Regions from separate parts of the Homo sapiens genome. Here region 2 is linked to region 1. Evidence: chromatin contacts called from ENCODE Hi-C data. All regions are on one chromosome and are shown on one strand. The core of a region is the stretch at or near the end of the contact, and the rest is flanking DNA. Distances in the headings are between cores, read along the strand shown.

Region 1 (3,696 bases), core at 138-2,637:
GCGCAGGAGGAATTTTAACAAATGCAAAATGAGGAATATAATAGGATGTTTTTACTTGCAACCAGGAATTAAAATGGAGGAGAAAGTAAGTTGTTTCTTACCTCTATCAGTTTCAAGTTTACTTAGCGTTTTTGATTTGGAGAAGAAAGGAAAAGATATACGTCAGAGATCTTTTAGGTAAAGCAAAATGAAACAAAAATATGTATGAGTTATGGGAAAATAGAAGAAAGAAAAAGGAGGCCGCAAGCAGTGGCTCACGCCTGTAATCCCAGCATTTTGGGAGGCCGAGGCGGGCAGATCATGAGGTCAGGAGATCAAGATCAGCCTGGCCAACACGGTGAAACCCTGTCCCTAGTAAAAATACAAAAAAATTTAGCCAAGCGTGGTGGCGCACGCCTGTGATCCTAGCTACTCGGGAGGCTGAGGTAGGAGAATTGCTTGAACCTGGGAGGTGGAGGTTGTAGTTAACAGAGATCGTTCCACTGCACTCTAGCCTGGGTGACAAGAGAGAGACTCCGTCTCAAAATAAATAAATAAATAAATAAATAAATAAATAAATAAATAAATAAAACAAGAAAGAAAGAAAAAGGAAAAGATGTGGAAAAGGTAGAAATAAGTCAGTGTATTCCTGCGGGACTACATAAGACAAAAGGACAAGCACTTCTCTCTTTCCTTCTCCATCACAAACAAACCTTTCCGTCAGATTTAGTGTAAGTTTTATCAAACTGTATGTCACAGAATAGTCAGAATATCCTGTAGCTGGGAAATTCCTTTTATTCTGTTTTCTTTTGTTGAAAGCAAAACTCGTATCACGTTATTAATGCACAATTTCCTGGGTTAAAATTAACTTTGGGGACTCCCTGCCAAAGGAATTCAAGCCCCGCTCTATGGAAGGAAAAAAAAAGAAGTCAAATTCCCTTCTCTGCTAGCTCAGAAGAGGAATGATGAAGGTACGTGCTGAAGCCGATCTGTCGGCCACGTGCTTTTAGCACCAAGTGGTTCTTGTGCAGTCTGTAAACACAGGCAGGGTCCTGTGACCTTTGCCAGCTGTATTTCCATCAAGACTTTCTCCATTCTTACCTGAAACACCTTGTGAACCCAATGGCTGTTTACACACAAAGAGTCGTGGGTCTACTGACACCAATTGGTAAAAATGGTAGCAATTGACTGGTTATTTAACTGGCTCTCTAGAAAGACTATAGCACATGGTGGTGCCATCAGAAATCATAAGCATCACAGACCTCTCTAACACAGTTCTAATAATAATTTCAACCATTCTTTATCCTATTGATTCAGCTCCAGGGTCTTTATTGCAAGCTACTTGTTAGTGAAGAGGAATCTGGTTGTCGGTGCCCCAATAGTGCCATCTGCCGGCCGATGTTAGGTATTTCACCTTAATTCGGAGTCCTGTTTCAAGAGCGGGATTTCAAAATCAAGAGTACTACTGGAAATGGAAATATCATTGCCCTACCAAAATCAGAAATTAGAAGACCTCTAGACACTTTTTTTCCCCAAAGTCATGAACATCTTCCTGTAAATGAAAATTCCTGTAATGGTACACAATTTGTAGATGTGAAAGAATCCTCTAAAATGATCTAGTTCAACCTCTTCATTTTACAAATATTAGAACTAAAGCCATAGAGACAAAATAATTTATTCAGGACCACACAGGCTATTATTAGTGGAACCACTGTTAGAACCCCGGTATTTTGCTGATTCACACATAAGTGCTTTTTAACATGCTATAAGCAGGAAAGATATTTATAGTCTTTCCCACTTCCTCATCTGAGGCCACTATGAAAGAACACTACTATTACTATTACTTTCCTACGCCTCCACCATGAGAACAGTCACACACACACACGCACACACACACACACACACACTCTCATAGTCACAAAAGGATATTCTACTTATAATCAGAAATCCTCTTGAAACAAGAATTAACATTCAAAATGTGAAAACCTACAAAAATAAAATTATTAAAAATAATTACAGCCTTTTTTTAAACTTTATTCTGACAAGAGCATTCTAAAACCTTCAGCAAATAGATATGTCAGCAAGTAAACAGTTTTAAAAATGGAACTAGGCCAGGTGTGGTGGCTCACACCTGTGATCCAAGCACGTTGGGAGGCCAAGGCAGGAGGATCACTCAAGCCCAGGAGTTTGAGACCAGCCTGGGCAACATGGTAAAACCTTGTCTCTACAGAAAATATAAAACTTAGCTGGGCATGGTGTCACATGCCTGTAGTTTCAGCTACTTGAAGGCTGAGGTGAGAGGATCGATTGAGCCCAGAAGGTTGAGGCTGCAGTGAACTAGGATTGTATCTCTGCATTCTAGCCCGAGAGACAGAGCAAGAACCTCAAAAAAGTAACTAAACTTTATTTTTGTATAATTAAACAAATTTGGTTAGGGCTCCATTTTATTCCATAACATGAAGTAGGGTGTGTGAATATGATAGCTGTGACACAAACTATGCTGGCGGTGTAAGATTTCTGCTCTACGGAAGGTAGCTAAATAGACATGAGGGACCAAGCAGAGTGGGTTCTCCACTGGGAGAAAATGTGAACTGGCTAACATGTAATGACCTTTTCACTATAATTTCATAATTCAATTTTTCTGCACAGTACTGATATGGGAGGGGGCAAGGAAGGGCTGGGAGGAGAACGGCGGGTCCCTGGGGAGGGCTCCACCCCTGGACCTGTGCCCATGGAACTAGGGGAGAACAGGCACTCCTGCTTTCAGGTCCAAATGTTGCATTTCCCAAGACCACCCTGGCCCACCATGTCCCCATCCTGTGCCTATAAAAACCCTGAGACCCTAGTGCGCACGGACACAGCAGCTGGACATCGTGAGAAACACATCAGCAGGAGAACACAGAAGCGGCTAGACATCAAGAGGAACACTTCGGTTGAAGAGCACACCGAACGGCACCAGCAGACGCCGGCAGGCCATTGACCAGTGGAATGAAGCGGAGTTTAGCTGGAGCTGTCAGAGGAGAGTCACGCCGCTGAGCTGACTCCATGGGAAAACCACCTTCCCGCTCCCCTTCTGGCTCCCCATCCGTCTGCTGAGAGCTATTTCCACCATTCAATAAAATTTGGCACTCATTCTCCAAGCCCATATGTGATCTGATTCTTCTAGTACACCAAGGCAAGAACCCCGGGATACAGAGAGTCCTCCACCCTTGCTATAAGGCAGAGGGTCTAATTAAGCTGATTAACACAAGCTGCCAACGGACGGCTAAACTGAAAGAGCGCACTGTAACACACGCCCACTGGAGCTTCAGCTGTAAACATCCACCCTTAGACGCTGCCATGAGGTCGGAGCCCCACAGCCTGCCGGTCTGCAAGCTCCCCCTAGAGGTTTGAGCAGCTGGGCACCGTAGAAGCGAGCCACACCCCCTTCGCACACCCTGTGAGGGGGCTAAGGGAACTTTTCCCACTTCAACACATAATCTACTTTGGATGTAATTTAAATTAGTTCATTAAATGGGGAAGCAGGAGCTGAACAAAGAGTGCCATATAGGAAGTTACAATAGATAGAACGAAATTGTTTCATAATGCTTTTATCCCCTGAAATAGTTTATATCATTTCTGTAAGATTTTTTTCACTACATTCATCCATTTCTCCTTTCCTCTTATTCAAAACCACCGTGTTATACCATCCTGTCTCACTGTGGAAATATTCCTTTT
Region 2 (3,559 bases), core at 764-3,263, 420 kb after region 1:
TAACAGCAATAAGTGCAAAGTTTCATAATAAAATTTCCAAAATTGCCTGTACAAGACACAATGACTCTGCAACAAGTCAAGTGAAGAATACTCAGGGATTTTAATTGAACATAAGCTGATTATGACTAAGATGTGGCTGTAAATGTATTTAACTAGTTATATCCTTCAAAGCAAATGTAGCCATAATTCCACTGGATTTATGCTGGTCAGACCACACAGGGACCATCAGTTCCTGTTCTGGACGTCACTTGGAGAATCATGCTGAGAAACTGAAAGTCCTTCTGAAAAAGCAGCCAGGGTGGTACAGGATTGGAAACTACTAGAAAATACATTGGAAGAAACTAAGGAAGAGTAGCCACAAACAAAAATGTCTTAGGGCGGATGTGAGGAAGCATAGCTCTTTTAAAGAGAAAACAGCATTAGGGCCACTTAATGGAGTTTGGAGGGGGAGGAGGAGTGTACGGAATTCAACTGAACATAAAGAACTTCCTTAAGCATCAGAAGAGGTGAACTTGTGATGTAGAAAGTTCTCATCACTAAAAAGATCAAGGCCAGGCGCGGTGGCTCATGCCTGTAATCCCAGCACTTTGGGAGGCCGAGGCGGGTGGATCTCCTGAGGTTGTGAGTTTGAGACCATCCTGACCAACATGGAGAAACCCCATCTCTACTAAAAATACAAAATTAGCCGGGTGTAGCAGCGTATGCCTGTAATCCCAGCTACTCAGGAGGCTGAGACAGGAGAATCACTTGAACCCGGGGGACGGAGGTTGCGGTGAGCCAAGATCGCGCCATTGCACTCCAGCCTGGGCAAGAAGAGCAAAACCCCGTCTCAATAAATAAATAAATAAATAAATAAATAAATAAATAAATAAAATCAAGTCCATTCGTCCGAAATGTTCTTGGGGGAAGTCACAAATTGGAAAAGCGGTTGAATTAGGTCAACTTTAACTTCCCATCCAAATTTAACACAGTATACATGCTTCAAGGCCTAGTCCTCCAAACAGCACAGAGTTTATGGCCTGGTGGCTCCCTGCCCAGGAAGATCCGACTGGGGACATTCTGTTACTCTGTGAGATGTCAGGAGGGAGCATTTCCTGCTTCTGGTCCACTCACCGTCAGCTGTTGCTCTGTTATTCCATTTTGGAATATCAGCGTTAAGCTTCCCCTTTTGGAAAGAGCAGAAGAGGAGAAAAAGGAAGCTGAAGAAGGGCTCTTGGATTACTCTTTTACTTCAGTTCCAGGCGTTCCTAATCTGTTATGTCAATTTGAGTTTATAGTTGAATGTAAAGTTTCAGGTTTCCCTTCCAGAGATGGGGCGGGGGCACTCAAACAGCTGCTAGGACTAGGGAGTGGCTAATAGTTGGAAGACGCCAAACACAATCTATCTGCTTTATTAAAAAGGAGTAATTAAAGGAAAAGGGAGAACTGCAAAGAACCTGGGGAAGGGAAGAGGAGTCCTCTTGGGCCCCCCTCCCCTTGCGCTGACATTTGGATCACCTCACTGAGTGATGAGGTGAAGACAGGAACAGGTGCGCCTCATCCCTACCCCATTTGCCCTAAACAGGGATTATCTTGCTGAGTTTGCTGTGTCCGGGGCCAATTAATCAAGGCTAGACAAAGGATAGACAGCGAGAACTGGAAGGCATGGGGTCTGGGAGGCGAAGCCAGGAACCGCGTACGGCGCGCCTTGCAGATGACATCATTGCCTGAAAGAGCTCTGGCCCTTCTCTTCCCGGAGCTACACCCGGCAAGTCCGTGCGGGAGCGGAGTGGGTTTGCCTGGAGGGCGTGAGCCGAGGGCGGCGGTGCGCCCGAGCTCGGGGGAGGTGCGGAGGCGCGAGAGGGAGACCTGGAGAGACCAGCGAGCGCGCGAGCAAAGATATCCCGGCTGGAAGTGTCTGCGCCGCTCCCGGCTCCGCCCCCGCTCGGCGCGGCGCTGGGCCTGGGAGGGGCACGCCCATCAGGGGGTGGGGAGTGTGCACTAGGGGGAGGGTCCGGGGCGGTGGTGGTGGCGGAGAGCCGCCTGCGCATGTCAGGGCTGACAGCACACACGGCCTGGGGGCCTAGAGAAGGGTTGCTGATCACCTGCCACCCAGGGTCGGGGCCCCGCACCATCCGGGGGCGAGCTCCCGGGAAGGGGCTCCGCCTCTACACCCACCCCCCAACCTCTGACATCGCCGGCCGAACGGGAGCTGCCGCTTCCTTCCCGGCCCCGCTGCACCTCCCCAGGGAGCCGAGGGCGGGCGTGGACGGGACCGACGTGGAACGCATTCTGTAGCCCAGACGGGCGGCCCCGGCGGCTTCGGGAGTGGGGTCACGCCCAGCTGGAGAAGCAGTTAGGGCGGACGAAGCAGGAGCCGCGGGGCTGGGAGGATTCCAGTCGGAACGCAACCGATCCTGGGGAGGCGAGAGGTGAATCAACCTGGACCCTTCCACAGCCTGGCTGCTAGGCCAGCAGTGCGACTCCCTTCCGAGCTGAGCTTACCCTGGGCGCAAACGAGCGAGGCAGGGGCGCGAGTGGAAGCTGGAGTTCCGGGGTGGGCGGGGAGGCGACTGTCCGTGGTGCTGAGCGCCGGCGAGAGCGGGCGCGGAGCGGCTGATCGGCTCCCTCGAACTGGGGAGGTCCAGTGGGGTCGCTTAGGGCCCAAAGCCCCCACCCGGCTCCAAAAGCTCCCAGGGCCTCCCCAGGCACCGGTGCTCGGCCCTTCCTTCGGTCAGAAAGTCGCCCCCTGGGGGCAGTTCGTCCCAAAGGGTTTCCTCGAAAGAATCTGAGAGGGCGCAGTCCTTGACCGAGGGAATCTCTCTGTGTAGCCTTGGAAGCCGCCAGCCCCAGAAGATGCCTGCCTTCAATAGATTGTTTCCCCTGGCTTCTCTCGTGCTTATCTACTGGGGTAAGTACCAGCACCTCGCCATGCCGGATGCAGGTAACAGTAACAATGCTAACAATAATAACACATTGATGTCGTTGGTGACAGAAAAGAGCTCTGGCTGGCTTGCCTCTGTGCGTATCTGCCAGACATGGAGATGGCAGGGGTTCCATGAGAGCTGGGATTTTGAGATGGGAAAGGCGCCTCCCCACCGCCCTTCCCCGCTATTCTCCAACCTCCTTTGGTGGTTCTTCCGCCCTTCCTCCAGTTTCCTGATCATTCCAAAGTATTTTTTCCCTTTCCCTTTGCTGAAAGGAAATGCAGTCACGTTCACGAATAAAAACCTCCTGTGTGGTTACATTTTATTTCTCATCAAGGAGTCTATACTCCTGGAAAGCTTACTGGGTCTTCAAATTCGTTTCTGTATATTAAAAAAAAAAAAAAACCATAAAAGCTGGATGCATGAATTTTGAGAGTGAAAATACTTTAGTTGCTCATCATCTTCTTAATTTTAACAAGGAATGGGAAGAAAACAGCCTTCAGCCATTTACTGCTATATATTAAATAAATAGGCAACTGTGAAATGCATCTTTCTTTTTCTTCTTCTTCTTTTTTTTTTGGTTTGTTTGTTTGTTGCATGAACCTGTGGAACTAAGATGCTTTGGTGTTAGGGGAGGAGAGCTGGGTTTTTGC

Evidence for each region. Hi-C counts contacts between places; a loop is a spot of excess contacts on that map. Pooled maps may share reads with other maps.
Region 2: a pooled map shows a loop between it and region 1 (4-fold over the local background). The contact joins the promoter of SCN3B here to the enhancer-like site in region 1. A Hi-C loop is called at or near these places in 2 of 168 maps with a recorded cell type or tissue (IMR-90 and K562), 2 of 37 single-sample maps with no recorded cell type and 12 of 50 pooled maps.

Annotation. Positions count from the first base shown.
Region 1 is chr11:124,069,207-124,072,902 of GRCh38, reverse strand. No RefSeq gene overlaps it. Among named protein-coding and RNA genes, the nearest start is that of OR10G7, 30 kb to the right of the region's middle. Within about 2 kb of position 1,387, at least 3 of the 41 ENCODE cell types and tissues checked have a DNase peak (open chromatin) inside an H3K27ac peak, as active enhancers do.
Region 2 is chr11:123,653,078-123,656,636 of GRCh38, reverse strand. It overlaps SCN3B (sodium voltage-gated channel beta subunit 3), which reads left to right and starts at 2,013. Exons shown (of 7, transcript NM_001040151.2): 1 at 2,013-2,411; 2 at 2,811-2,890. The coding sequence starts at 2,836. LOC105369543 (a long non-coding RNA gene) reads right to left here and starts at 2,952. Exons shown (of 3, transcript XR_948124.4): 1 at 2,485-2,952. RefSeq lists silencers at 1,770-1,999, 2,560-2,629.